2 separate regions of the Homo sapiens genome follow, and region 1 is linked to region 2. Evidence: read pairs that join two places in POLR2A ChIA-PET (ENCODE). Cell type or tissue: MCF 10A. All regions are shown on one strand. Each heading gives the region's core, and the rest is flanking DNA. Links, peaks and the distances in the headings are about the cores only. Region 1 holds the start of ZNF732 (zinc finger protein 732). Region 2 holds the start of ZNF718 (zinc finger protein 718).

Evidence for each region. Peaks named below come from ENCODE experiments on the same cell type or tissue, not always from the same donor. Only the 100,000 strongest peaks of a DNase experiment are listed, where the experiment ranks them.
Region 1: POLR2A ChIA-PET joins it to region 2 with 6 read pairs; 2 of 35 experiments call an interaction of 5 or more read pairs at or near these places.

Annotation. Positions count from the first base shown.
Region 1 is chr4:298,648-314,423 of GRCh38, forward strand. ZNF732 (zinc finger protein 732) reads right to left here and starts at 6,827. Exons shown (of 4, transcript NM_001137608.3): 1 at 6,661-6,827. The coding sequence starts at 6,663. LOC105374336 (a long non-coding RNA gene) reads right to left here and starts at 11,143. Exons shown (of 2, transcript XR_925020.3): 1 at 11,007-11,143; 2 at 8,688-9,584. In MCF 10A, for the core only: no CTCF peak of the experiment used is centred there; a DNase peak (open chromatin) is centred at 6,934.
Region 2 is chr4:115,706-131,481 of GRCh38, forward strand. It overlaps ZNF718 (zinc finger protein 718), which reads left to right and starts at 8,796. Exons shown (of 4, transcript NM_001039127.6): 1 at 8,796-8,968; 2 at 15,083-15,209; 3 at 15,705-15,776. The coding sequence starts at 8,966. LOC124900641 reads right to left here and starts at 9,886. Exons shown (of 1, transcript XM_047416469.1): 1 at 7,499-9,886. The coding sequence starts at 9,543. The coding sequence ends at 9,067. RefSeq lists enhancers at 8,781-9,220, 9,511-9,710, 9,971-10,030. In MCF 10A, for the core only: no CTCF peak of the experiment used is centred there; a DNase peak (open chromatin) is centred at 8,716.

The DNA.
Region 1 (15,776 bases), core at 3,016-11,015, 180 kb after region 2:
TCCAGGCAGGAGAGATTCAGGCTCAATTAGTGGGATGCAAACAGAAAATGAAACAGCCCTGGTGAAGCTGCAGATCCTGGATCCAGACGTGATAGCCCCTGTCCCTGATCAGCTAACTCTGAGGCAAGGGGAAGGACAAAACTACTCTACTCCAGTAAGAGTTTACGGGGAGGCATTGTTGTGACTTTGGCTCTGAATATTTTGTGGCCCTGAACTCCCACTGCTAAGGTGCTTTTTTACACTTAACAGATTCTGCCACAGGATTCTTCTGTTCCCACCAGAAGCCTCCCACACAACTATATCAGGTCACTGGACAAGATCTGGAAAACTCAAAGAGCTCCACCTATGTTGACCTCTCATGATGTAGAAAATGTCTTCTATGAGTTTTCTGTTATGTCTTCAGCCCAAAGTCTGGTCCTGTCTTGTGAATCCTAGGCAGAAGTCAGTTTTTATGTGCATATTCTAGGTGGGATCAATGTGCCTCAGCATTCTTAGGGGTTACAGTAAGCAGAGTAAAACCAGAGGTAAGATTCTCTCATGGAGGCTCCTTCAACACATTCTAAAGAATATTTTGACCTAAAAGGAAAAACCTGGGGTAAACACAAGTAGAAAGTTTATTTGGGCCAAAACTTGAAGATGCAACACTGGAATATAAAGGTGCCCTGAATATACGCTCCAATTAGAAGCAGTTATGAGTATATATACACATATATACACATATGTGTATATATATATACACATATGTACACATATGTGTATATATATATACACATATATACACATATGTGTATATATATATATATACACATATGTGTATATATATATACACATATATACACATATGTGTGTATATATACACACATATACGTATATATGTGTATATATACATATATACACATATATATGTATATATATAGTTTTATATATATAATTTATATATAAATATATATTTATAAATTATTTATATATAAATAATATATTTGTATATATTTATATATTACATATGTAAATTATATATATAATTTTTATATACATAAATATATATACTTTTTTTTTTTTTTTTAAAGAGATGGAGTTTCCCTCTTGTTGCCCAGGCTGGAGTGCAATGGCACGATATCAGCTGACCGCAACCTCTGGCTCCTGGATTCCAATGATTCTCCAGCCTCAGCCTCCCAAGTAGCTGGGATTACAGGCATGCGCCACCATGCCGGCTAATTTTTTTTTTTTTTTTTTTTAAGTAGAGACGGGGTTTCACCATGTTGGCCAGTCTGGTCTCGAACTCCGGACCTCAGGTGATCCGCCTGCCTCGGCCTCCCAAAGTGCTAGGATTACAGGCGTGAGCCACCATGCCCAGCTGACGAGTATATTTTTAAAGGCAAAAAGGGAGGCAGAGAGGGAACTGATAGAAAGTTGTCAGAAATTCTTATTGGCTTATAGAAGTAAGTGGTTAGTGACTGGCTATATACATTAACATATAAGGTGTGGGTTATAGTGTCAAGTATGAAATTATTAGGTTAATTTATAGCCATTTGTGGCCAGGCATGGTGGCTCACGCCGGTAATCCCAGCACTTTGGGAGGCCGAGGCAGAGGGATCAAGAGGTCAGGAGATTGAGACCATCCTGGCTAACACGGTGAAACCCCGTCTCAGCTAAAAAATACAAAAAATTAGCCAGGCATGGTGGTGGGTGCCTGTAGTCCCAGCTACTCAGGAGGCTGAGACAGGAGAATCACTTGAACTCAGGGGGCAGAGGTTGTAGTGAGCAACCACTGCACTCCAGCCTGGGAGACAGAATGAGACTCTGTCTCAAAAAAAAAAAAAAAAAAAAGAAAAGAAAAGAAAAAATTATAGCCATTTGTGGCAATAGCACACAATTACAAAAGACAAATAGTTCAAAGAGGGGAACAGTACATGACTGTGGTCTCATTTTAACACATCACTGGGTCTGATCATTAAAATAACTTGTATTTCTCAGATAAAAGTTCTGTGCTTCTCTCAAATCCCAGGACATAAATTCAGAATTTGGAACTACATATTTAAGACTTGGAGGGCTGGTGAGCTATGCACATTTGTGGGCATTTGGGCAAAGGGAGAAGGGAGTTGAAGTTCTCAGGTTTACCCTAGAAGAAAACCTAAGCAATATCATTCAGGACATAGGCATGGGCAAGGACTTCACGTCTAAAACACCAAAAGCAATGGCAACAAAAGCCAAAATTGACAAATGGGATCTAATTAAACTAAAGAGCTTCTGCACAGCAAAAGAAACTACCATCAGAGTGAACAGGCAACCTACAGAATGGGAGAAAATTTTTGCAATCTACTCATCTGACAAAGAGCTAATATCCAGAATCTACAAAGAATTCAAACAAATTTACAAGAAAAAAACAACCCCATCAACAAGTGGGCGAAGGATATGAATAGACACTTCTCAAAAGAAGACATTTAGGTAGCCAAGAGACACGTGAAAAAATGCTCATCATCACTGGCCATCAGAGAAAATGCAAATCAAAACCACAATGAGATACCATCTCACACCAGTTAGAATGGCGATCATTAAAAAGTCAGGAAACGACAGGTGCTGGAGAGGATGTGGAGAAATAGGAACACTTTTACACTGTTGGTGGGACTGTAAACTAGTTCAACCATTGTGGAAGACAGTGTGGCGATTCCTCAGGGATCTAGAACTAGAAATACCATTTGACCCAGCCATCTCATTACTGGGTATATATCCAAAGGATTATATATCATGCTGCTATAAAGACACATGCACATGTATGTTTATTGTGGCACTATTCACAATAGCAAAGACTTGGAACCAACCAAAATGTCCAACAATGATAGACTAGATTAAGAAAACGTGGCACATATACACCATGGAATACTATGCAGCCATAAAAAATGATGAGTTCGTGTCCTTTGTAGGGACATGGATGAAGCTGGAAACCATCATTCTCAGCAAACTATCACAAGGACAAAAAACCAAACACCGCATGTTCTCATTCATAGGTGGGAGTTGAACAATGAGAACACGTGGACACAGGATGGGGAACATCACACACCAGAGCCTGTTGTGGGGTGGGAGGAGTGGGGAGGGACAGCATTAGGAGATATACCTAATATAAATGACGAGTTAATGGGTGCAGTACACCAACATGGCACATGTATACATATGTAACAAACCTGCACGTTGTGCACATGTACCCTAGAACTTAATGTATAATAAAAAATATATAGACAGATAGATATAAAAAAGAAGTTCTCAGGTTTAATCAATGCACATGTGTGATCCTGATTGGGATTATGGGCCCCATGATCACGGAATCAGTGTCAGATTTGAAGATGCCAGGCACACTGACGAAGGAGGAATAACTGATTGCAGTACTAAAAAGTTATTTTTGTAGAAATCCAGTATAACTGTTATAGAAGCGACTGTAGATAGAAGGAGAGACCATTCTGTTTCCAGATTTGGGGAGCACTTTGCTGCACTTTGTGCACCTTGCCACCAAATTATGGGTTGTGAGTGGAATCCTGAGAAAGGTTTTTCTCTAAAGTGAAGCCTAGAGGGCACTTGTGTATAATGTCTGGTGATTCTGGACAGTGTGAGGAAAAATATAACTAAAAGCAAAATCATCTCCAATCCTAAAAAACTCCACAATAATAGAGAAGTAAGAAAATGTTTTGTTACATAATTAAACCAAAATGTGATGTGCATCATAGGCAATCTACTAAGAGACTACAAACACAGAAACTCACCATAATTCTCAAGTAGAAGACATGACAGCACCATTTGTCATATACGGCTTATTGTAATTTCACCTAGTAATCTGAGAACTCATCTGGGTTTTCTAATTGGTAATATTTATAGAAAAAATAAACTTCCAACATCTTCATGACAGGAGGCAGATTTGCAACGTGAGGCTAGGTACCTGCTGAAGGCAGCCTATTAGTCGCCTACAGAAACTGTGGGATAGGATGCATGTTCTTGCTATTCACTTTTCAAAGCAATAGTTTTCAGGTCCTAGATAAAGACAAGTTTGACTCAAAAAAGACAAATGACTTATTTAACTGACAAAAATGACATATAAATTTTAAAGAAGCAGAGAAAATACTTAAATATAAAAGTTTTCGAGACAGGAGCAGTGGCTCACGCCTGTAATCCCAGCACTTTGGGAGGCCGAGGTGGACAAATTGTAACGCCCAACCTTGTTTCTACTAACCCTGTTTTTAGACTCTCCCTCTTCTTTTAATCACCTAGCCTTGTTTCCACCTGAGTTGACTCTCCCTTAGCTAAGAGCCAGACAGACTCCATCTTGGCTCTTTCACTGGCAGCCCCTTCCTCAAGGACTTAACTTGTGCAAGCTGACTCCCAGCACATCCAAGAATGCAATTAACTGATAAAATACTGTGGCGAGCAATATCCACAGTTCCCAGGAATTCGTCTGATTGATAACGCCCAAAAGCCCCGCGTCTATCACCTTGTAATAATCTTAAAGCCCCTGCACCTGGAACTGTTTACTTTCCTGTAACCATTTATCCTTTTAACTTTTTGCCTACTTTATTTCTGTAAAATTGTTTTAACTAGACCCCCCCTCCCCTTTCTAAACCAAAGTATAAAAGAAAATCTAGCCCCTTCTTCGGGCCGAGAGAACTTTGAGCGTTAGCCGTCTCTTGGCCGCTGGCTAAATAAACGGACTCTTAATTCATCTCAAAGTGTGGCGTTTTCTCTAACTTGCTCAGGTACAACATTAACACCTGAGGTAAGGAGTTCGAGACCAGCCTGGCCAACATGGTGAAACTCCCTCTCTACTAAAATTAGAAAAATTAGCTGGGCGTGGTGGCACAGGCCTGTAATCCAGCTACTCAGGAGGCTGAGGCAGGAGAATTGTTTGAACTCGGGAGGTGGAGGTTGCAGTGAGCCGATATCACGGCACTGCCCTCCAGCCTGGGCAACAGAGTGAGACTCCGGCTCAAGAAAACAAAACAAAAAATGTTTTCAAACTAAATGCTTTAAGAAAAGGGAGAAGAGCAAAAATTATTCCCTCATTCTAAAGAGAGACCATTAAGCCGCGTCTAATTTGGGTTTGCTCCTGCAACAGCCAGGTTTAAAGGCATGGTCTTGAAGTCACTAACGTCTGAATTCTCGCAGGCAAGTGAGGGATGGACTTGGGCACACTGTGTGCACAGGAAATAAGATTTGTGAGGAAGAAAAAAGCAGAAGAGAGAAAGGAGCTATCAAGAGTCATGGTGGGGACAGGGCAGGACTGACTAAATAAAAGACTAGTTTGTGCTACAAGTGCAGGTCTAGGCAGGGTTACCATCTGACTGATTCATGTGTCCATAAAGGCAGAGGAGATTAGGATCAGGTGGTCCAGAAGCCTGGGTGGGGGAAGGAAACAGGTTCCTGCTATAGATCCAGTGTCTGGGGTTGAAATGAGCCAGGAGTCTTCCTGGCACTGTGTGTGTTATTGGCAGAATACCCTAGGAGCAAAGCTGTCACGGGCACAATTCCTGAGGGTAGAACCCTGTCCTGGGAGGAGTGTGGCAATGCGAATGGCCAGTGAGCGTCCTCGGGAGTGGGTTAGCATTAAGTGGGGGCTGGCAGCAGGGTGCAGGGAAGGGATGTTTCTCAGAACTCCTTTCCTCTAAGTTCCCAGTCCCTTCTCTCCCCGGAAGGAGACCTGGAGGAAAAGGACAGTGCCCAGCGGGACAGCACATGTGCAGAACCCGGCCGCGCCTCCCGCAGACACCAGGCATCTTTCTCCAGCCCAGGCTCAGCCATGTCTTTCTTCTGACAGAAAACGTGCGGAGTTTGCTCAACATCAGTCAATGCTCCAACCCCAACGCGGTGTCCAGCAACTCACTAACGACACCACCCAGAGTCAGCGAAGACCCCACAAGCTCAGCGCTCTTCCCGCAGCTGCCCCCCCCCTGCAGACGGCAGTCCCTGCCTCTGGACACCCGTCTTCATTTCTGAACGCCTGCCTACAAACCAGGGGCGCCCACACCCTCCTCAAGTTCAATAATGTGGCAGAACTACTCACAGAACTCAGCGAAGCGCTGTGCGCGCCCACACCAGCGTATTCTAAAAGATGCCACTCAGGAACAGCCACGCGGAGGAGGCGCACAGGGCAAGGGGACTGGTGGGCAAGTTGGAGCGGGCGGGTGATTTGCTTCGCTTCCTCACACACCTCACAAAAGCTTTTCCTTCAAGACCCGCTGGCAGCCCCCAAACCACAAGCCATGCCCGGGGCTGTCCCATTAATTAGTCCCCATTTGCTCACATGAACTCTATGTTTTGATAGGGCCTCGATCTTATTCCGAACAGGGTAAAGTAGGGACTCGACGACCGGACCACAGCTCCTCCCAGGCGGGCACCTCGCACGCCACGCAGGCGTTTTCCCGATGAGCTCCTCCTCACCCCACAGCCCAGGGAAGGTGCGGGGCTGCGGGCGCAGAGCTGCACAAGTAGGGCTGCAGGCTGGGCCAAAGCCGCCTTGCGGGGACCGACATGAACCCGGGTCCCTCACCGGAAGGGACCAAGGACTGAGGGCTGAGCGGCGGCAGCGGAGACTCCGTTCGCAGACTCCGTCCCGCCGCCGCCATTTCCCGCCGGTTCGGATGAGGCCTCCCCAGCCTTGGGACGCCCTGCCCCCACACTCACCATTTCCCCACTTCAGGGGTGTAGCGGAGTCTCAGCTACGAATCATCCAATACCCGCAGGTCACAGAGCGACGGAGGCTGAGGCTGTGACCGAATCACCGACGCCTCCCTGAGGGGTGAAAGCACGGCCGTGGAGACCCTAACCGAGCTCACGCTGGCGCAAAAGGCAAAAGCCGCGCCAGATCCCGGATGCCGCCCCCTCCTCTCCGGCTGCGCGCCTGATTGGGCAGTTCTCAATCCAGCGCTCTGATTGGATAAGATACCAAGCTCCCCACGCTCAGAATTTGAGTGACAGAACTTGCCACCACACAGTGCACTTAATGAGGCAAGAGAGACAGACTCGTGCCTCCAGGTATTTTCAGTCAGGGCTTTCTGTGCTAGGCTTGGCTCTGTTGGGGGTTCATTTTTAACCTTCTGGTGTGTAAGGTTACGCCCATTTATAAATTGTGTACGTACGCGCGCGCACACACACAGACACACACTTGTTCACAAATGGAAACAATATAATGACAATTATTTTAATATTTTAGATTTCATAACCTCTCTGTCCTCTGGTCTTTTGAGTAGGATTTTAAGGGGGAAGCAATCCTTTAAAAAATAAAATGTTAGCTATTTGTGAATTTTCAATTTTTTATTAGCCACATCAAAAATAATAAAAAGAAACAAGTGAAATTGTTTATATTTTAACCTATTGTATCCAAAATATTGTTTCAATATGTGATCAATATATAATTAGAAATAAAGTATATTTCTGATTTAATTCGTCTAAACTCACTGTGTATTTTATGTTTGCAGCACATTTTACCTCAAACCAGCCACATTCCAGGTACTCAGTAGCTACATATGTCTGGTGGCTGCCACATCGAGTACAGCCATGAGGGCTCTGACCTCAAGAAAGTGAGGGCCTGAACACGTCTTTTCTACTGGAAGTAAGGGACCAGCCTCTCTACCAACTTTTCTCCTCAGGATGAAGGATGGGTAGGACAGTGCCCCTAGAGAGAGCAGGGGCTGCAAGCTGAGAGTGTCCACGTGAAGATCACTGTCTCCCCCTTGCTGTTTGGTACCAGTGTGGTGGTCTCCTCAGTTCAACCACGTCTGGGCTCTCTTCCCATGACCAGGAAGAATAAGACATACAGACACCAGAGAGTGAGTAAAGCAGAATAGGATTTATTAAGCATAGGGAAAGCTCTCAGCAGTAAGAGGGGACATGAAAGCAGGGTGCCAGAAATGGGGCTGAGTTTATATGGCAAGAACAAGGAAGTCTTCTGTGGGCTCTGCCCAAATGGGAGGGGTAAAGTTCCCCTATAACAGTGTTGCATCTGAGCATGCCTGGGATTGACCACAGTGACTCCGTCTTGGTTATTACCCATGAGTGCCCAAGCGAAACCCACAGCAGGTGGAAAGGGTGAAGCTAAAACCAAAATACTTATGTCATGTTAGGTAACATTATAAGGAGCTGGGTCAAGTTAATGACATTTAGGTTGATTTATTACACCTGGGCCTAAGTGGGGACAGTCCCTTCTGATCAACATCCTGGCATAAGAGGAAGTTCTTAACCACATTTCTTCCCACTAGCTACAAGGGTGGTGCATGTGCGGTCCCATGGGTGTTTTTCCTCTCCAGAGACCCTCCCTCCCTATCTTCCTAACTAGCTTCTGACTGCCTCCTCTCTCAGGGGTTCCTCTTCCTTTTAAATATCAGACAGTAAACAAGGAATGATGGGTCCACAGGAAGAGAGAGCACCATGTATTCAGATCTCTTCACAGCCTTGCCCTCCAGAGTTTAGATGTGGAGGGAATAGATTAAAGGCAAATTTCTTGTTTTGCTATTTATCTTTGGACCTGTCAGGCTGTAACTGTGTGTTTTTCTCCTGTGGTGTGGGGCACTGTGTGAGTTTAAGCACCAATCACATGCATCCACTTCTACCTGCACTTCTGTTCCCAGAAGGAAGGCCGTGAGTGTGAGTTGTCCAGGTCCTTGATATTTTGAACAAAGAATTGAACAAAATGCAAAATGGAACGAAACACATGAAGGAAACAGCAAAAGCAGGGGTTTATTAAAGCAAGAAAGCACTCCACGGGATGGGTGTGAGCCCCAGCAAGCAGCTCAAGGACCCGGTTACAAAGTTATCTGGGTTTTAAGTACTCCTTTTGAGGTCCCTATCAGCTACCCCTTATCTGGATGAAAGATTTGGTCCGTGGCTAATCAAAGGCTGAGGTGAATTGGTACCCCATGCAGATGAAGGCATGGCCTGTGCTTGGCCCACGGCCACTCCAAGTCACTCTCCTTTTCTATCAGAGAACTGGTGCAAAGGAGAGGGTTGTAGCAACAGTCACCTTTGATCCTTTGCTACTCAGGTGTAGATGAGGTTTTCCTTTTGGTTTAGATGTAGGAAGTTCACGTTAATTGGCCTTAGGTTCCCTGCTCCCAGACCTTGGTGTTTCTTCTTTAGGAATTCAGCACGAATTGGCCTTAAGTTCCCTGCCTCCAGACCCTATTCTCTTGCCTCACTTCTATATAAGTCAATACCATCTTACAACAAATTTAACTTTAAATAAAGGAAACACAATATCAATACTTACAGGGTGCCAAGCATTTGCAGGTTATTTGTAATCAATCTGTCCTGGAATCCTGGAATCCTGTCTTTAATGGGTGTATATATTACTAAGCTATAACTGCATAACAATCCTGAAACATACTAGCTCAGGGTTGAGCTGGTTAGAAATTTAGGCTGGGCTTAGCTGGGCCATTCTTCTGGGCTCAGTTTGGCTCCTTCAGGTGTGAGTGGTCAGATGCTGGTGAATTAGGTGGCTCTGCTTCTGGGAGTGAGCTGTCTGTAAACTGGCGCACTTTGGCTTTCCTCAGCATGCTATTTTATCCTCCAGAAAGTTAAAATGGGCTTGTTCTCATAGAGATGGAAGAATTCTGAAAAAGATAACAGAAGCATTTAAGACCTTTTGAACCTGGGCCCCAAACTGGCACACTGTCATATGCACAGCTTCGGCCTGTGCAAATAAGTCAAGAGAGATTCAAGTTTGGGAAACAGAATCTGTTTCTTGATAGGAACAACTATAAAAGCCATTTCCAAGAACATGAATACAATAAGAATTTTTTTAATTGCTGTTTTTGCGATCAATTTTATCATGACTTTTCTTGCAGATGTGGCTTATATAACTATCCCACAGCTACCAAGCAGCTGGCTTGGACTCAGGATTGATGCTTCCCTAACTCTGAAGCCCCTGCACCTCCATAGACCACACTACTCAGCCAGCTTTTCGTGTCCTTCACGGGGCTGAAGAGTGACACTTCTGAAATAGAAGCAAGATTTTTTTTTTTTTTAGAATCTCATCCCATCCACCCCTTACTCTTCACCATTGGAAATAATTCACTCCAGGGAATGGTTCTGAAGTCTCTTGGAAAAACTGGCAACAATTTGAGGAAATTGCTGAGCATTGGGTTTAGGAAATTAATGCCCAACGTTACATTTTTAATTTATCATAGGAGAAATTTGAAAACACCTATAATGCACTCAACATAGCTGCAAACTCTTTATTTTTTGTATTTGTAGACTATTTATGATTTTTAATATAGACTAAATCAAATTACTGTTCCTGAAACAACTTTTGCTCTGCAGGCAAGTGACATAGCAATAGGGCTGCTGATATTTTTTCCTGCTGCAATTTAGCCAACCAGCAGAGTATGCTTTGAAGGGCCAAGATGTTTTCTAAGACCCCACATTTAGGAGCAGCTATAGGGCAAATACCTAGAGCACACATAGAAATCACACATAACCAATTCATTCCTTGCCCTGAATCAATGCTTCTCACCCTTGGATGCACATTAGCCTGTTGTGCATGTAGGTGGTGGTATTTAAAGTTCCCAAACCCAAATTGCAAGGGAATAATTAAGCCAGAATCCCTAGCTTAAGACCCAGGCAAAAGCCAGTGTGATTTAAAGCTCTCCAGGTGATTACAATATGCAACCATACTCCCAAATGTCTGCTGTAAACCAACATCTTTCAGAGAACCAGTTGAAAATATTTCTCAAATTAATGTAAAAAGTGTTTGCTGTTGAGTTGTGGCCTTTCAGTCTTACTCATATTACCCACATTCTTTCCTTTGCAAAACTGACCTCTGCTACTTGTTTTGTTCCTGATTCAAACCAGTTCCACACACACTGAGTGCACACTGTGTGCAGCCCACTGTGCTAGGTGAATATTGTTGTGGAGGAAGGACTTTGCTGTAAGAAATTTACATTCCCCAAAACTAAAACCATGCTACTTACTCAATTGAAATAAAAAATGAAAGACTGAGGGGGACTCCCAAGGGTCAAGACATGTATGCATACCTTGGAATATTAGTATCCATCTCATGATGACTGAATGTAAATGCTCCACTATTTTTTTTTTTTTGATATGCAGTCTCACTCTGTTGCCCAGGTTGGAGTGCAGTGGACCGCGCCTGGCCAATGCCCCACTTTCAAACAAAACAATACGAAACATTGCTATTATTCTGAAATATTAAGTTAGTATTAAATATGTAATATTTACATTTTTATTGATGTATAACATACATACAGAAATGCATCCACAATGAAATATTAATGTAATGCTCAATAATTTATAACAAAGCTAATACATTCGTGTAACTATAGAATGGAACTACCCTTGTTTTTCCCCACAAACCACTTCTTCTTTTCCTTCCCCCCAAATCTAACCACAATCTTGAGCTAATGTTATAGATGGTTGTCTTTTTAGAAAAGTCTTTTATTAGAGAATATTTTAAACTTATACACAGTAACCAATATAGTATAATAGGCTGATGCTCAGCCTCAACATCTACTAATTTTGTCTCATTTATGTTTAATTTCTTCTTCACTTTTTTTTCTTTTTTTTTTTTTCAGACAGAGTCTTGCTCTTGTCGCCCTGGCTGGAGTGCTGTGGCGCGATCTGGGCTCACTGCAAGCTCCACCTCCCGGGTTCACTCCATTCTCCTGCCTCAGCCTCCCAGGTAGCTGGGACTACAGGTGCCCACCACCACACCTGGCTAATTTTTTGTATTTTTAGTAGAGATGGGGTTTCACCATGTTAGCCAGGATGGTCTCGATCTCCTGACCTCATGATCCACCTGCCTTGGCCTCCCAAAGTGCTAGGATTACAGGTGTGAGCCACCACACCCAGCCTCCCATCTCCACTTTATTATTGTTTTTAGTTATTTTCTGTAAGATAAGATGTATATGCATTGAAACATACAGTCTTTACTGTACCTTTTTGACAAATCAATACATCCATATAACCTTTTCTCTTTCAATCATAGAATTACTGCCACTTAACAATTATTAATATGCATGTGAATTACCTGGAAATATTTGAAATCCAGATTTTGATACAATATATCTGGGTTTTGCCTGAAAATGTGTATTTCTAACAAAGTACAGATTCATAGAGCACATGATAACTACAAGGTCTATTTTGTCTAAAGTGTATAAAACTTGATGAATAAAATTAAGAAAAATTGACCTCAGAGGAACAAATCAAAATGCATGTGCAATATGCTATCTGTAGGAGCATTTCATCAACAATGACTCACAGTCATGTGTGACCTTTACTGAATTGCCCAAAATTCAGTCATTTATACCAAGTGCACTTAAATTTCATAATTTCCTATTAAAATTATATTTAATGCCTTTACAAAATCTAACAGTTTTCTTATAAAATTAAGTAACAATATTTGATATGACATTATAAGTTCCATTTATATTAAACTTAAACTTACATAATTTTATTAGACTGTGTCTATGCATCTACCACTGGATATCCTTTTGGCTTCCAGCATTTGCACAGGCACCACAGCTGAGAAGCACAGGACAGATTCACTAGACACAGGATGTTCCCTGCATCTTTATCTCTAAAGTTCATCAGTTAGCCAAGTCAGGTGAGAATTGAGGTCATGTATTCGCTACCATATAGTGTCTCATGGACCCTCTCTTTAGAGGGAAAAGAGACTAGAAGATTCTTTTAGGGAGCAGTTCCTGGGACAAGGGCTAAGCTGCCTAAGGAGTGAGCATTCTGTCCAGCAGGTACAGACTTCTCAGAAGAGAAAGACGAGGCAGCCATTCTGAACCTGGAGCTCCATTGCCCCTTGTCCCATCTCATTAAGACAATTCTGAGGGGTTGTTCTGGAACATGTCTGGATGATGGCAGTTAAAAGACAGTATGAGCTTTGATGGGACTTGGGTAAGGTCTGTCATTGGAAGGTAGGAGGCCAATGCTCAGCCTCTCAGTTTGTGTTCTTGAGGACAAAGGGTTGCCATTTTAGGCCCTAGTCCATTTTCACTAAAGAGTAGGCTAGAGAGTCTGCATGGCTCCCAGATTCCATTTATGATTATTTCAGGGGGTGGGGTCAGGAAGGGTCTAAGTCTCAACATCTTTGGGAAATTCTGGAAAGCCTGTTTTGGAAACCCGGAAAGAACTCTTGCCTGGTGCCTGAATGCTTGATTTGCTGTTCTGCATTTATATATTCTTCGCAGCCAGATAGCCAGGTTTGCATTCACACCGACAGAGCTGTGAGTCACAGGTTGAAGTGGCCAGAATGAGTGTCTTGGTGGCAGGCTAGGGTACATTATGATAGCAAACTTCAAGACTGTTTACATGCAGCTTGGCAATCAGGGTTGAGTCCTAGCCCAGGTGCTTAGATGCAGCATGGGGCCAATCAATAAATCACGTCCAATCCTTCAGCTGTCTATGAGGTAAAAGGGAGCCCAGTTCATGTCTTGACTGGGGGGCTCTACCAGGTGTTTAGATGACACCCTGGATTTCTTGACTTCTGACTTACTTATAAGAACAGATTCAGGACAGTTGTATTCTTGGATGTGTGAACTGTCATTACCCTGCTAGGATAATGTGAGACAGATTGCATTAAAATAGAAGGTGTTAGAAACCCCTGACAATAGGGAGAAAAATCACAAACTCAATTAAAAAATACACAGAACTTATTTAAAAAATTACACATTAAAATAAGTTGGCCGGGCGCAGTGGCTCACACCTGTAATCCCAGCACTTGGGAGGCGAGGTGGGTGGATCACAAGGTCAGGAGATTGAGACCATCCTGGCTAACATGGTGAAACCCCATCCCTACTAAAAATACAAAAAGAAAATTAGCCTGGAGTGGTGGCAGGTGCCTGTAGTCCCAGCTGCTCTGGAGGCTGAGGTGGGAAAATGATGTGAACCCGGGAGGCGGAGCTTGCAGTGAGCCGAGATGGCACCACTGCACTCCAGCCTGGGCGACGGAGCAAGACTCCATCTCAAAAAAAAAAAAAGAAGTAAAAATGGCCATTTTGCTGGGCGTGGTGGCTCACGCCTGTAATCCCAGCACTTTGGGAGGCTGAGGTGGGTGGATCACCTGAGGTCAGGAGTTCGAGACCAGCCTGACCAACATGGAGAAACCCCGTCTCTATTAAAAATACAAAATTAACCAGGCTTTGTGGCACATGCCTGTAGTCCCAGCTACTCGGGAGGCTGAGGCAGGAGAATCACTTGAACCCTGGAGGTGGAGGTTGCAGTGAGCGGAGATCGTGCCATTACACTCCAGCCTGGGCAACAAGAGGGAAACTCCATCTCAGAAAAAAAAAAAAAAAAAGGCCATTTTTCACAAGGCGCCCAACTTCAATGTGGTTAGAAAAAAAAGCTCCAAAATATATGAATTTTGTCTGGCATCACTTTGGGAAATTAAATGTTTTCTAACATTGTCTCTTTTTATGAGCAGTAGAAACACACTGTTCATGCTTGTAAAGTGTATAAACGGTCAATAACCTTTTGAAAGATAATTTGAAAATATGTATCAAGAGTTGAAAGAAGCCAAGCACGATAGCTCACACCTGTAATTTCAGCACTTTGAGAGGGGAAGGTGGGTGACTTGCCTGAATCCAGGAGTTCAAGATCAGGCTGAGCTACATGGCAAAAACCCCTATTTTTGCATATAAAAAATGCAAAAAATGGCCAAGTGTGGTGGCTCACACCTGTAATCCTAGCACTTTGGGAGGCTGAGGTGGGAAGATTACAAGGTCAGGAGTTCGAGACCAGTCTGGCCAACATGGTGAAACCCCGTCTCTACTGAAGATACAAAAATTAGTGGGGCCTGGTGGCACACACCTGTAGTCCCAGCTACTCGGAAGGCTAAGGCAGGAGAATCACTTGAACCCGGGAGGTGGAGATTGCAGTGAGCAGAGATTGCACCACTGCACTCCAGCCTGGGTGACAGAGTGAGACTCTGTTTCAAAAAAAAAAAATGCAAAAACTACCGTGGTGTTGTGGTCTGAGCCTGCAGTTCCAGCTACTTGAGAGGCTGAGGTGAGAAGATCAGTTGAGTTTGGGAGGTATAGGTCCTAGGAGCTGAGATTGTGTCATTGCACTTCAGCCTGGGCAACAGAGTGAAACCACATTTAAAAATAAAAAAGAAGTTGAGAGTTACATGTTCTTGCATAAAGGATTCTACCTGTTGAAGGACATTTCATAAGAAACTTGAGCATCTGCACAGAGATGCTCACACTAGCATGTTGTTGGTGGGCATATACATAATCAATAAATAAGAAGAAACAAGTGGAAGTAAAAAAAGAAAAAGAAGAAGGAAAAGAAGGAGGAAGAGGAGGAGGAGAAGAAGAAGGAGGAGGAGGAGGAAGAAGAAGAAGAAGGGGTGCACACATATACGTGAATTTTTTTTGGTCATGAACACCTAGAAAATATCTTTCTTGACATTAGGAAAGAATTGGGAAAGAATTTTTGGCCAAGTTCCCAAAAGCAATTGAAAGAAAAACAAACATTGACAAACAGGACCTAATTAAACTAAAAAGCTTCTGCACAGCAAAAGAAGCTATCCACAGAGTAAACAGAAAATTTATAGAATGAAAGAAAATCTTTGAAAACTATGCATCTGACAAAGACCTAATTTCCAGAATCTGTAAGAAATGTAAACAACCAAAAAAGCAAACCAAAACAAAATAAGCCTATTTTAAAATGAGCAAAAACATGAACAGATACTTATCAAAGGAGAATTTACAGGCACCCAACAAACATGAAAATATGCTCCACATCACTAATCATCAGAGCAATGCAAATCAAAA
Region 2 (15,776 bases), core at 4,840-12,839:
CTGGAGATGTTTTTGTGAGCAAGTTTTTAACTAGAAATTTAATTTTTTTTTAGAAATTTAATTTTTAAAATAAATACATGCCATTTAGATTTTTTTTTCTTGGATCAGTTTTTGTAGTTTGTGTCTCAAATGTATTTTAAGTTCTAAAATTTAGTGACATAAAGCTGTTCAGACTATTTCCTTATCCTTTTTACATCTGTGAACATCTGTAGCTATGTCACATCTTTTAGTCTTGATATTGTTATTTTGTGCCTGTTCTCTTTTCTCCCCTGACTGACTAGTCTAGATATAGGATAATCAATTTTATTAATTTTTTTTAGAAAACTAGCTTTGATTCTATTGACCTTTCTCTCTGTGTGTGTGTGTGTGTGTGTGTGTTGTTTTCTATTTCATTGATTTCTGTTTTGGTCTTTGTTATTTTCTCTTTTCTCTTTGGGTTTAATTTTACTTTTTCTAAATTTTTAAGTTTAAAGCTTAGGTCATTGATTTAGACCTTTTTTTCCCCTAATATGATTACTAATGATATAAATTTACCCCAAGCTCATTTTCAGAGGCAGCTCACAAACTTTAGTGTTTTTATTTTCATTCAGTTCAAAATACTTTCTGATTTTCCTTTTGATGTCTGCTTTGACCCATGGATTATTTAGAGCATGTTGACTTTTTATCATGGGTTTGGGGCAATTTTATTGTGATGTGTCATAATTTTCTTTGCAATTCTTGCACTTTGAACTTTTCATAATTTACCAAATTTGCTAATTTTTTGGCTGCTTCTTCAAATATATTTTTGATCCCCTCCTCTTTCTCCTCTCCTTTGGGGACTGCTATCATATATATATATATGTATATATATGTTAGGGAGCTTCAAGTTATTGTACTACTAGCTCACTGATGCACTCTGGATTTTAAAAATTCTTTTTGTTCTCTCTCTCTGTTTCATTTTGAATAGTTTTTGTGGTTCACTAATCTTTTCTTCTGCAATTTCTAATTTGCATAAGATGAAGATTTGAGGTTTCTGTATCTTGATGTGTTAGGCCTTCCAACCTTCTGCTGGTTTTTTGAACATGTGTGTTGCCCTTGGTGAGAACATGATCACTGTGCTTGTGCATAGATGCCTTTACTTTACCCTGTATTCACTTCCCATGACCTTTCTCTCCGCCTCTTTTCTCTGTGTCTCCATGCCAAATGAAAAACAATATTTTCCTTCATTGGAGGGAACAAGTAAGAGTCTTAGGATTTCCAAGGGAATCCTAGCATTGTAAAGGTTTTGAGGAAAGAGGCTGCAGGCCCGGCCAGAGGAAGAAAATCCACTTTGTTTGGAGTGGAGTTCTGCCGCACTCATGTCAGATGACTTTCACATTTTAAAGAGATTTCTTTATAACACTAAGACATTCTTTGTAAAAATTCAAGTGGACTTGACTAAGCTGAGGGTTCAGAAAATGGAATATGAGACATGGGCTTTTTGTGGAAAACAAAGATTGAGAGGGAACTTCCCCATAGTAAAAGCAAAATGGGAAGTGCAGGGTGAGACCCTTTTACACAGAGTGGTGGAGAGAAAATAGAATACTGGAAAGATTCGCCTAGATGCAGAGTGGCCTACAGAGAAACCGCAGCCCTGTTTTTATTTCTCTGGAGTCTCCAAATGGATTATTCAAGGAGCATCCTGTGTAAAGAATTGAGTCAAGGAAAATATTCATACAACCAGCCTGAGTCAATGAGGCAGTGAGAGGGTGGTACACACGCTGGTGATTATTTCATACCAGCAATGCTTATTTCACTGAGGATATTTGAACCTTCAAATCCTCTTCTCTAACAGCCATTTGTGACCCCAAGAGTTGTGTGGAACATTTTCTTTTAAAACACCCTCTCTACATTTCCCATATACTCAGTTTAGCTCTCAGAGAAGGAGCTAAATTATAAAGACAGTGAAGAGTCATCTGAAGTAGTTCTTGGATGTAAAGAAGAAGAGGGTGACTTCAGCAGGCTTTGTATCAAAATCAGGCTGAAGGCTTGTTATGGGTCTTTGTACCTCTTCTCTCTCCCTCCAGCTGCTGCCTGCCTCCTGCCTCTGTCCCTCAGGGCTTGCTGACTCTGCCTTAGTCCTGGGGCTGGCTATTCAGTGGGCTCCTCACTTCTGGCAGTGTAATAGCAACAGAATGTGATTCTTGGGGTACCCCTTGGGGAGCTGAAGGTGGCTGTATTGATGGATCTATTTTGGGACGCAGGAGAAAAGATGCACAGCCCCATCTTCATGCACAGCCTCATCTTCCAGGAGCCATGACTCAGAGGAAAAGGGTGCTTGGATTTTGTTATAGCCATTTGCTTTGTGGAAATTAATGTTTACCATTTTGTATAAAAGAGAGAATATGCATTAGGTCTTCCAACTGTTTATTTTTTAGCTTCCAACTGTATATGTTTATAGATTTTTAAACCAAGATGCTTTATATATATTTTTTTGTGGAAGTATGATAAGTTTTATGGTGCATGGTTGGTACTGTAAACTTGTTTTTCAACTCTATTTTAGATTAAGGGGGTACATATGCAGGTTTGTTTGATGTGCATATTGTGTGATGTTGCTGTTTTGGGTATGAGTGATCTTGTCACCCAGGTACTGAACATAGTACTCAACAGTTTTTCAACACTTGCTTCCCCTCCTTCCTACATCTACTAGTTCCCAGTGTCTATTGTTGCCATATTTATGTTCATGAGTACCCAACGTTTAGCTCCCACTTATATCTGAGAAAATTCAGTATTTGATTTTCTGTTTCTGAATAAATTTGTTTAGAATAATGGCCCCCAGCTGCTTCCATGTTGCAGCAAAAAAACCCATAATTTTATTCTTTTTATGGCTGCATAGTATTCTGCGGTGTATATGTGCCACATTTCTAAAATCCAGCCTACCACTCATAGGTTACTACGTTGATTTCATGTCTTTGCTATTGCACATAGTGCTGCAATAAACAAGTGAGTGCATGTGTCTTTTTGGTAGAATAATTTTTTAAAGATAAATACCCAGTAATGGGATTGCAGGGTAAAATTGTAGTTCTAAGTTCTTTGAGAAATCTCCAAACTGCTTTCCACAGTGGCTGAACTGATTTACATTCCTACCAGGAGTGTATAAGTTTTCTGTTTTTCCCACAGTTTCACCAACATATGTCTTTTGTTGACTTTTTAACAATATCCATTCTGACTGGTGTGAGATGATATCTCACTGTGGTTTTGATTTGCATTGCTCTGATGATTAGTGATGTGGAGCATATTTTCACATTTGTTGGTGCTTGTAAGTTCTCTTTGGATAAATATCTGTTCATGTTTTTGCACATTTTAAAATAGGTTTATTTGTTTTCTGCTTGTTTAATTGTTTATATTTCTTACAGATTCCAGAAATTAGACCTTCATCAGATCCATAGCTTGCAAATATTTTCTTTCATTCTATAGATTTTCTGTTTACTCTGTTGATAGTTTCTTTTGCTAAGCAGAAGCTTTTCAGTTTAATTAAGTCCCACTTGTTAATGTTTGTTTTTCCAGAAATTGCTTTTGGAGACTTAGCCAAAAATTCTTTCCCAAGGCTAATGTCAAGAAATATATTTCCTAGGTGGCATTGTAGCATTCTTATAGTTTGAGGTCTTAAATTTAAATCCTTAATTGATCCTGTGTTAATTTTTGTATACGGCCAAAGGTATAGGTCTGGTTTTACTCTTCTGCATATGAGTAGCTGGTTATCCCAGCACCATTTATTGAATAGAGAGTGCTTTCTCCATTGCTTATTTCGCCAGCTTAGTTAAAAATTAGATGGCTGTAGGTGTGCAGGTTTATTTCTGAGTGTTGTATTCTGTTCTATTGGTCTGTGTGTCTGTTTTTGTACCAGTACCATGCTATTTTGGTCACTATAGCCTTATAGTATATTGGAAGGTAGACAGAGTGATGTTTCTTGCTTTCAGGCAAAGTAGATCCTGAGTCCCAGCCAACTGCTTAGTAGCTTTGGGGCAGTTATATAAACCTCATCTGCAAGAAAAGGCATAATAAAATTGATTGCATAAATGACAAATTTTTTTTGGCCAGGCGCAGTGGCTCACACCTGTAATCCCAGCACTTTGGGAGGCCGAGGTGGGTGGATCACCTGAGGTCAGGAGTTCGAGACAAGCCTGGCCAACATGGGGAAACACATCTTTACTAAAAATAGAAAAAGTTAGCCAGGCATGGTGGTATGTGCCTGTAATCCCAGCTACTCCGGAGGCTGAAGCAGGAGAATTGCTTGAACCCAGAAGGCAGAGGTTGCAGTGAGCTCAGGTCATGCCATTGCACTCCAGCCTGGGTGACAAGAGCAAAACTGCATCTCAAAAATAAAAAAGACAAATATTTTAAAATTTCTTCTTGTATTCATGCCCTTGGCAGTGGCTTTTATAGTCGTTCCCATCAAGAGACAGATTCTGCTTCCCAAACCTTGACTCTTTCTTGCCTTATTTGCACTGGCCAAAGCTGTGCACATGACAGTATGTCAGTTTGGTACCTAGGTTCAAACAGTTTTAAATGCTTCGTTTTGTTTTTCAGAACCCTTTCATCTCTATTAGAACAAGCCCATTTAACTTTCTGGAGGATAAAATAGCATGCTAAGAAAAGCCAAAGTGCCCCAGTTTACAGACAGCTCACTCCCAGAAGCAGAGCCACCTAATTCACCAGCAGCTGAACACTCATGCCTGAAGGAGCCAAACTGAGCCCAGAATAGCCTTGCTGAGCCCAGCCTAAATTTCCAACCACCTCAATCATGAGCTAGTATGTTTTGAGATTGTTTGTTATGCAGTTATAGCTTAGTAATATATATACCCATTAAATACAGGATGCCAGGACAGATTGATTACAAATAACCTGCAAACGCTCGGCACCCTGTAAGTATTGATTTTATTTTCCCTTTATTTAATAGATTTGTTGTAAGATGGTATTCAGTTATTCAGAAGTGAGGTAGGAGAATAGGGTGTAGAGGCAGGGAACTTAAGGCCAATTTGTGCTGACTTCCTAAAAGAAAAAACACCAAGATCTGGGGGCAGGGAACCTAAGACCAGTTAAGGCCAACTTCCAACAGCTAAACCGAAAGAAAAAGAACCCGTCCCCCCACACCAGAGTGGCAAAGGATCAAAGGCTACTCTCCCTACAACCCACCCCGTTCCACCACTCCTCAGACGGAAAGGGAGAGTGCCTTGGAGTGGCCACAGGCTAAGCACACGCCATCCCTTCATCTGCATAGGATGTCAATTCCTGTCAGTTTTTAATTAGCCACAGACCAAATCCTTCATCCAGATAAGGGGCAGCCAATAGGGACCCCAAAAGCTGTACTTAAAACCCAGAAAACTTTGTAACCAGGTCCTTGAGCCATTTGCTCGAGCCCACGCCCACCCTGTGGAGTGCCTTCTCACTTTAATAAATTTCTACTTTTGCTGCTTCTTCCGGTGTTTTGTTCCTCTGTTACTTTCTGCGTTTTGTTCAATTCTTTGTTCAAAATGCCAAGGATCTGGACAACTCACACTTACGGCCTTCCTTCTGGAACAGAAGTGCAGGTAGATGTGGATGCAAGTGATCGGTGCTTAAACTCACAGCATGCCCCACGCCACAGGAGAAAAACACACAGTTACAGCCTGACAATTAGGTCCAAAGATAAATAAGAAACAAGAAGTTTGCCTTTAATCCATTCCCTCTACATCTAAACTTTGGAGGTCAAGGCTGCGAAGATATCTGAAGACATTGTGTTCTCTCCTACTGGAGCCCCATCATTCTTTGTTTATTGTCTGATATTTAAAAGGAAAACAAACCTCTGAGAGAGGAAGCAGTCAGAGGCTGGTTAGGCAGATAGAGAGGGAGGGTTTTGGGACAGAAAAAACACCCACAGGACCGCACCAGCACTGCCCCTGTAGCTAGCAGGAAGAAATGTGGTTAACAACTTCCTTATGCCAGGATGTTGCTCAGAAGGGATTTTTTCAACTTAGGTGCAGGCGCAATAAATCAACCTAAATGTCCTAAACTTGACCCAGCTTATTAGAATATCGTACACACGACATTAGCATTGTTGTTTTAGCACACCCCTTCCCCCATTTCTCCAAGTTTTTGCTTAGGCACTCATGGGTAATAACTAAGATGGAGTCACTGTGGCCCACCCCAGGCATGCACAGATGCAATACCCTTAGTGGGGAACTTACCCCTCCCATTTAGGCAGAACCCCAGAAGACTTCCTTTTTCTTGCCCCATAAAAGACCCAGAACTCGGATGCATGAAGTGGCTCACGCCTGTAATCCCAACACTTTGGGAGGCAGAGGCAGGTGGATGACTTGAGGTCAGGAATTCAAGACCAGCCTGGCCAACAACATGGTGAAACCCCATCTCTACAAAAATACAAAAAATTAGCTGGGCATGATGGTGGGTGCCTGTAATCCCAGCTACTCAGGAGGCTGAGGCAGGAGAATCACTTGAACCAGGGAGACAGAGGTTCCAGTGAGCTGAGATCAAACCACTGCACTCCAGCCTGGGCAACAGAGCAATACTCTGTCTCAAAAAAAAAAAAAAAAGAAAAAAGAAATTAGGCCCATTTCAGGCAACCTGCTTTCAGGTCCCCTTTTGCTGCTGAGAGCTTTCCTTTTGCTTAATAAATCCTACTCTGCCAAACTCACTCTCTGGTATTGCCATGCTTCATTCTTCTTGGTCGTGGATGAGAGGCTAGACCTGGCTGAACTGAGGAGACCACCACATCTCTACAAAACAGCAACTGGGAGACCGTGGTCTTCACGTGGACACTCTCAGCTTGCAGCCCCTGCTCTCTCTAGGGGTTCTGTCCCACCCACCCTTGATCCTGAGGAGAAAAGTTGGTAGAGAGGCTGTTCCCTCACTTCCAGCAGAAAAGACGTGTTCAGGCCCTCAATTCCCTGAGGTCAGAACCCTCATGTCTGCACTCAATGTGGCAGCCACCTGCCATATGTAGCTACTGGGTACCTGGAATGTGGATGGTTTGAAGTAAAATGTGCTGCAAACAAAAAATGCACAGTGAGTTTAGAATAATTATACCAGAAATATACTTTACTTCTTTTTTTTTTTTTTTTTTTGAGACGGAGTCTTGCTCTGTCGCTCAGGTTGGAGTGCAGTGGTGCAATCTCGGCTCACTGCAAGCTCTGCCTCTCGGGTTCACGCCATTCTCCTGCCTCAGCCTCCTGAGTAGCTGGGACTACAGGTACCCGCCACCACGCCTGGGTAATTTTTTTGTATTTTTAATAGAGACGGGCTTTCACCATGTTAGCCAGGATGGTCTCGATCTCCTGACCTCGTGATCCACCCACCTCAGCCTCCCAAAGTGCTGGGATTACAGGCGTGAGCCACAGCGCCTGGCAAAATATAGGTATTCCTAATTATGTGTCTGGAGTTGGTTCCTTCCGGTGGGTTTGTGGTCTTGCTGACCAAGAATGAAGCCACGGACCTTTGTGGTGAGTGTTACAGCTTTTAAAGATAGCACGAACCCAAAGAGTGAGCAGTAGCAAGGTTTATTTTGAAGAGGGAAATAACAAAGCTTCCACAGCATCGAAGGGGACCCCAGTTGGTTGCCACTGCTGGCTGGGGTGGTCAGCTTTTATTCCACCTCCCATTTCCCCTTAATTGTGCCCTCCCGTGTTCCGTTTTTGTCCTATCACAGTGCCCTTTTTTCAATCCTCCCTGCAATTGGCTACTTTTAGGATCCTGCTGATTGGTGCATTTTACAGAGTGCTGATTGGTGCATTTTACAATCCCCTTGCTAGCTACAGAGCACTGATTGGTGCGTTTTTACAGAGTGCTGATTGGTACATTTTACAATCCTCTTGTAAGACAGGAAAGTTCTCCAAGTCCCCAGTTTACCCAGGAAGTCCAGCTGGCTTCACCTCTCAATTATATATTGATCACATATTAAAACAATAATATTTTGGATATAGTAGGCTAAAATTATCACAAACAATCTCACTTGTTTTTATTATTTTCGATGTGGCTAATAAAAAATTGAAAATTCACTAATAGCTAACATTTTATTTTTTAGAGGATTACTTCCTTCTTAAAATCTCATGTGTCCTACTCAAAAGACCAGAGGCCAGAAAGGTTATAAAACATTAAAATAATTGTCATTATATTGTTTCCGTTTGTGAACAAGTTTGTGTATGCACGCGTGCATGTGTACGTGTGTGTGCATGTGCGTGCATGCATGCGTGTGTGTATAATTTATATTATAAATGGACCTAACCTTACATACCACAAGGTTAAAAAAATGACCACTGGGCTGTACCAAGCCAAGCACAGAGATAACACCCCAGCCTGGGCCGGGCGTGGTGGCTCACGCCTTTAATCCCAGCATTTTGGGAGACATAGGCGAACAGATACCCTGAGGTCAGGAGTTCAAGACCAGCCTGGCCAACATGGTGAAACCCTGTCTCTGCTAAAAATACAGAAATTGGCCGGGTGTGGTGGTGGGCACCTGTAATCCCAGCTACTTGGGAGGCTGAGGAGAATCGCTTAAACCCGGGAGGCAGAGGTTGCAGAGAGCCGAGTTCGCGCCACTGCACTCCAGCCTGGGCGAGAAGAGCCAGACTCAAAAAACAAACACAAAAAACCTGCCTCAAAGTACCAGGAGGCCAGAGCCTGTCACTCTCGCCTCATTCAGTGCTGTGTATGGTTGCAACTTCTGTCACTCAAGGCCTGAGGCGGGAGACTTACAGCTCTATCCAATTAGAGCGCTGGATTGACAACTGCCGAATGAGGCGCGCAGCAGAGAGGAGGGTGCGGCATCCGGGATCTGGCGCGGCTTTTGCTTGTAGCTCCAGCCAGAGCTCGGTTAGGGCCTCATCGCTCTGCTCCCGCTCCTTAGGGAAGCCTCGGTGATTCTGCCACAGCCTCAGCCTCTGTGGCTCTGTGACCTGCCGGTATTGGATGATTCGTATCTAAGACTCTGGGACACTCCTGAAGTCGGGAAATGGTGAGTGTGCAGGGCAGGGCGTCCCAAGGCTGTGGAGGCCTCATCGGAACCGGCGGGAAATGGCGGCGGTGGGAGGAGTCTGTGAATGGAGTTCCCGCTCAGCCCTCTGTCCTCAGTCCCCTCCGGTGAGGGACCCGCGCTCTTGTCAGTCCCCGTACAGCGGCTCTGGCCCAGCCTGCAGCCCTCCTTGTGCAGCTCTGCGCCGGTAGCCCTGCACTTTCCCCGGGCTGTGGAGTGAGTAGGAGCTCATCCGGAAGACACCGCGGCGGCCTGCGCGGTGCCGGCGTGGGAGGAGCTGTGGTCCGGAATCCCGTCCCTACTTTACCCTGTTCAGAATGAGATTGAGGCCCCATCAAAACATGGAGTTCATGTGAGCAAACAGGACTTATTAATGGGAAAGCTCTGCCGTGGCTCGTGGTTTGGGGACTGCCAGCGGGTCTTGAAGGAAAGGCTTTTGTGAGGTGTGTGAGGAAGCGAAGCAAATCACCTGCCTGCGCCAACTTTGCCGCCAGTCCCCTTGCCCTGTGCGCCTCCTCCGCGTGGCTGTTCCTGAATACGCTGGTGTCTGTTCGCATCTTTTAGAATACGCTGGTGTCGGTGCGCACAGCGCTTCTCTTAGTTCTGTGAGTAGTTCTGCCACATTATTGAACTTGAGGAGGGTGTGGGCGTCCCTGGTTTGTAGGCAGGGGTTCAGAAATGAAGACGGGTGTCCAGAGGCAGGGACTGGCGTCTGCAGGAGAGCAGCTGCGGGAAGAGTGCTGAGCTTGTGGGGTCAGCGCTGACTCTGGGTGGTGTCGTTAGTGAGTTGCTGGACACCCCGTTGGGGTTGGAGCATTGACTGGTGTTGAGGAAACTCCGCAAGTTTTCTGTCAGAAGAAAGACATGGCCGAGTCTGGGTTGGAGGAAGTCACCTGGTGTCCGCAGGAGGCGCGGCCGGGTTCTGCACAGGCGCTGTCCCGCTGGGCACTGTCCTCTTCCTCCAGGCCTCCTCCCGGGGAGAAAGGGGACTGGGAACTTAGAGGAAAGCAGTTCTAAGAAACATCCCTTCCCCGCATCCTGCTGCCAGCCCCCACCCAATGCTAACCCACTCCTGAGCACGCCCACTGGGCATTCGCACGGCCACACCTGGCCTAAGACAGGGTTCTACCCTCAGGAATTGTGCCCATGGCAGTTTTGCTCCTACAGTTTTCTGCCAAAAGCACACGCAGTGCCCAGAAGACTCCTGGCTCATCTCAACCCCAGATCTGTTTAGCAGGAGCCCGTTTCCTTCTCCAACCCAGGCTTCTGGACCATCTGATCTTAATCTCCTATGCCTTTATGGACTCAGGAATCAGTCAGTGCGTAGCCCTGCCTGGGCCTGTACCTGTAGCACAAACCAGTCCTTTCATCAGTTGTGCCCTGCCCCCACCCCATGGCTCTTGATAGCTCCTTGCTGTCTTGTGCTTTTTCCTTCCCCACAAATCCTCTTTTCTGTGCATACAGTGTGCCCAAGTTCATCCCTTACGTGCCTACAAGAATTCAGACGTTAGGGAATTCAAGACCATGCCTTAGACCTGGCTGTTGTAGGAGCAAATACAAATTAGAAGAGGCTTAATGATTTCTCTTTAGAGTGAGGGAAGAATTTTTGCTCTTCTCCCTTTTCTTAAAGCATTTAGGTGGAAAATTTTTATAATTATTTTCACCAGTTTTTGAAATATATGTAAATCATTTTTATCAGTTAAATAGGTCATTTGTCTTTTTTGACTCAGACTTGTCTTTATCTAGGACTTGGGAACTATTGCTTTGAAATGTGAATAGCAAGAATATATCCCACAGTTTCTGTAGGAGGGTGGGAGGCTGCCTTCAGCAGGTACCTGGCTCCACATTGTGGGTCTACGTCCTGTCATGAAGATGTGGGAAGTTTATTTTTCTTTTGAATATTACCAATTAGAAAACCCAGATTACCTCCCAAATTACTAGGTGAAATAATAAACTGTGTAAATGGTGCTTTCAAGTCTTCTACTTAAGAACTAATGGTGACTTTTTTTCTGTGTTTGCAGTCTCTTAGTAGATTGCCTGTGATGCACATCACATTTTGGTTTAATTATATAACAAAACATTTTCTTGCTGTTCTATTATGGTGGAAAATTTTTTTAGGATTGGAGATAATTTTTCTCTTTTTTTTTTTTTTTAAGACGGAGTCTTCGCTGTGTCGCCAGGCTGGAGTGCAGTAGTGCGATCTCGGCTCACCGCATTCTCCACCTCCCAGGTTCAAGCGATTCACCTGCTCAGCCTCCTGAGTAGTTGGGATTACAGGCGCGCCACCACACTCAGCTAATTTTTTTGTATTTTTAGTAGAGACGGGGTTTCGCCATGTTGGCCAGGATGGTCTCCATCTTCTGACCTCATGATCCACCGGCCTTGGCCTCCCAAAGTGCTGGGATTATAGGCGTGAGCCACCGTGCCTGGCTGAAAATTTTTCTTTTAGTCATATTTTCCATGCACTGTTTAGAAGTACTGGACGTTATATACAAAGTGCCCACCAGGCTTCACTTGAGAGAAAAACCTTTCTTCTCAGGATTCCAGCCACAACCCACAATTGTATGACAAAGTGCAGCAAGGTGCTCCCCAAATCTGCAAACAAAATAGTCTCTCTATTTGGGATCTACAGTCCCTTCTAGAGCAGTTAGACTAGATTTCTACAAAAATCACTTCAGGACAGCAATCAGTTATTTCACCTCCTTCAGTGCTCCTGTCATCTTCAGATCTGACACGGATTCAGAGATCACGGGGCCCATAAACCCAACCAGGATCATACATGTGCATTGATTAAACTTGAGAACTTCAATTCTCTCCCTCCTCCCTTTGCCCAAATGCCCGCAAATGTGCATAGCTCACCAGCCCTCCAAGACCTAAATGTGCAGTTCCAAATTCTGAATTTATTTTCTGGGATTTGAGAGAAGAAAAGAACTTTTATTTGAGAAATACATGTTCTTTTAATGATCAGACCCAGAGACTGGTTAAAATGAGACCACAGTGATGTACTGTTCCCGTCTTTGAACTATTTGTCTTTTGAAATTGCTTGCTATTGGCACAAGTGGCTATAAATTAACCTAATAATGCCACACTGGACACTATAATCCACACCCAATAGCTTAACAATGTATATAACCAATCACTAACCAATGTTACTTCTGTAAATAAGAATTCCTGACAACTTTCTATCCTGCCTTCCTTTTTGCCTTTACAAATATACTTGTAATTGGAGTGTATATTCAGGTAGCTTTATACTCCAGGATTGCAGTCTTCAAGCTTTGGCCCCAGAAAACTCTCTACTTATATTATGTTTATCCCAGTATTTCCTTTTAGGTCAAAATATTCTTAAGAATGTGTTGAAGGAGCCTCCATGAGGTGATCTCTCCTCTGGTTTTACTCTGCTTACTCTAACCCCTAAGAATGTAGAGGCACATTGATCCCACCTAGAATCTGCATACAAAAGTTGGCCTCTGCCTGGGATTCCCAACACTGGACCAGACTTTGGGTTGAAGACATACGAAAAACTCACAGAAGACATTTTCTGCATCATGAGAGGTCAATGTAGACATCTTAAGCCCCATTTTTAGAGTGGGGCCCTTTGAGTTTTCCAGATCTTGTTCAGTGACCTGCTACAGCTGTGTGAGAGGCTTCTGATGGGAACAGAATCCTGTGGCAGAATCTTTAAGTGTAAACAAGCATCTTAGCAGTGGGAGGTAAGGCCACAAAATATCCAGAGCCTTAATGACAACCATAATCACAAGTGTACCTTCCTCCTCTATACTGTGTTATGGGAGTAGAGTACTTTTGTCCTTCTTCTTACCTCAGAGTTAGCTGATCAGGGACAGGGGATATCACATCTGGAGCCAAGATGTGCAGGACCACCAGGACAGCGCCATTTTCTGTTTGCACCACACAAAGTCAGCCTGAGTGTCTCCTCCGTGGATCACTATGAGGGCATCATTACTCAGCATCTTTGAGTAATGAGACATTTGAGGATGTCATGTGCAGACTGGGGTCAGTCTGACAAGGTCTAATTCTGCTCCCATTTCAGAGGAAGATAAGTGACTCATGCAGGGTTTGTTCCTCCCCTCACAGAAAGAATCTCCTTGGTTTGTACCCAGATAAGAATTGCTCCAGTTTTCTGGTTCTTTGGTGAAAAATGAGGAATCTGGAGACTCAAACTGATCAATAAGCTAATTGCTTCTATTTCATATGATCATTAGAAAAAGACATAAAGCAGTCATGGTCCCTACCATCAAGGAACTTGCAGTCTAGAGCACATGAATAAATGATTGAATTCAGCATCGTGTGTTCAGTACAAAGACAGAAACTGTATGGAGACTTAAGCTTAATTTGTGTTACTTCCCTTTTATTGTTTTGTGAGTTTTAATGCCACCATCTGATCAGCTGTTCATTGACAGAAGAGAAATTGTTGTTATTATTTGTGTTGTTTTTACCTTGCTAAGAATAAATAATTAGCTTCTAATATAATTGGTCTAGAAAAACATAAGGGTTTTGGTTAAATTCCTTGTTATTGTGTGTTATAATGTTATAAAATAGGGAATTAGCTAAAATAGATTAAGATACAGAAACTCTGGGAATCAAATTTCTCTTGGGCAGGCTTAGAAAAGACAAAACTGAAAATACTTACGGGCATAGAGAGCAGATGCCTAGGGCCCACCTTCTGTCCCAGTTCTGCCCAGATCCACCCTCTGCTGAACCTTGTCCAGGTCTTACCCCACACTGAAATCTCTCACAGAACTGCTTAGAGGAGATCAGAGTTTGGGGTGGCTACCCCTACTGCCTCTCCAGAGCTGGTGCTCACAATTTCCTGATACCCAAAAGCAGATAAATGAGGAAAAGCAATATACTTTTGTGCCTTAAATTCTTTTTTATAAAATTAAAGTCAGTGTTTCTAGAGACATCCTATCCAGCAACCTGTTCCCCATCTCTGCAGTTTCAGTGGTTTTTTTCACAAGTCTCATAATAACTACAAACACAAAAATAAAAAATTCCTCTGAATTGCACTTAGCACTTCCTTTCTGTATCTGTCCCGTCTCTCTATATTGAGCTATTATTCTACGCATTTAAAAAAAAAAACAATGATAAGAAAACAGAAGAACAAATAGAAATGCTGGGGCCCTGCATTTAAATCCTGGGAAGCATGGGACTACTTTTCAGGATGTTATAGTATTAACACACATAATGTGAACTTCCCAGCACACTGCTCTATGGCATACTTCTGAGCACATAGTACATGCTCTATAAAGATTGCATTGATGCATATACACGTTTTTCAAATGCAGACTTACTCAGACTTGCCACCATCTTCCGCCTCTGTAAACATTAAAGGGCTTGCAGAGAATGCCGTATTTCAAGATGATGATTGGTGGTCTTGTCTTCGGATGTAAAGTATTTGTGTCGTGATAAGGGTGTTGCAGTGAGGGACTCATGCTGTGACTGCTTTTTCTAGCTGAGTGGTATAATGGGTCTAGGGGGAGGAGTGTCAGCAATAAGAAGACTTGCAATAACAGGAGACTTGCAATAAGAAGCTAATTCATGGACCCTTTTCAAACCTGCAGAATTTTGTTACTTACAGTGAGGCTTTGAATACCAAATAATTTATATGCATTTTGAACCTTAGAGGCAATGCTTGGCTGAGTGACTCTTAGCCCAGTCTTGCAGTAGAATTACATGGACAGTCTGAAGAGAAACCATAACGTGTGCCCTCCCCACAGATCCTGTCTGTTTTTCTGGGTGGAAAAATTCCTGTTTTTGGTTAGGCGCGGTGGCTCACGCCTGTAATCCCAGCACTTTGGGAAGCCGAGGCAGGCGGATCACGAGGTCAGAAGATGGAGACCATCCTGGCCAACATCGTGAAACCCTGTCTCTAATAAACAAAAATTAGCCAGGCATGGTGGCGGGTGCCTGTAATCCCAGCTATTCGGGAGGCTGAGGCAGGAGAATCACTTGAGCCTGGGAGGTGAAGTTTGCAGTGAGCTGAGACCGTACCACTGCACTCCAGCCTGGGCAACAGAGCGGGACTCCGTATTAAAAAAAAAAAAAGAATTCTGTCACTTGATAAATGTGTATTTTCAGGAACTCTTAACATTCAAGGATGTGGCCATAGAATTCTCTCCAGAAGAGTGGAAATGTCTGGACACTTCCCAGCAGAATTTATATAGAGATGTGATGTTGGAGAACTACAGAAACCTGGTCTCCCTGGGTAAGGATAACTTTAATATGTAATTCCTAATACTTTTTCAGAATTTCATTTTCTTCCTTTGTAGAATGTCTCTTGAGAGCTTCTGCTTTGCATGAATTAATTTCAGTTCCTTCACGAAAAAGTTGGGAGTTTGGTGGTATAAAAAATAAAATCTTTAGGATGTTTCATCTTTACATAAACCTTCTTTTGAGCTAATTTGTTTCCTTCGCTCTAGGCTAGTGGTAATTCTAGAAATTAATGATATAAAATAATTGTCTTTCACATCTTAACATGCAATTTGCACTACTTATTTTTGATTCAGTAGTACTCGGTAGTGGAACTTAAAGCCCACAGATTTAAAATACTTAAATATTCTACAGATTCTGTCGGAAAACAATTTTTGGATTAATTTTCTAGAATCTTCCCTAATTTCTCTATTCTACTTAGCATAGTACTAGGTTGGTAATTGGAGTATCCCCAGCAATAGTCATGTTAATTTTTTTTTTAATAAAACAGGTGTTAGTATCTCTAACCCAGACCTGGTCACCAGTCTGGAGCAAAGAAAAGAGCCCTACAATTTGAAGATAC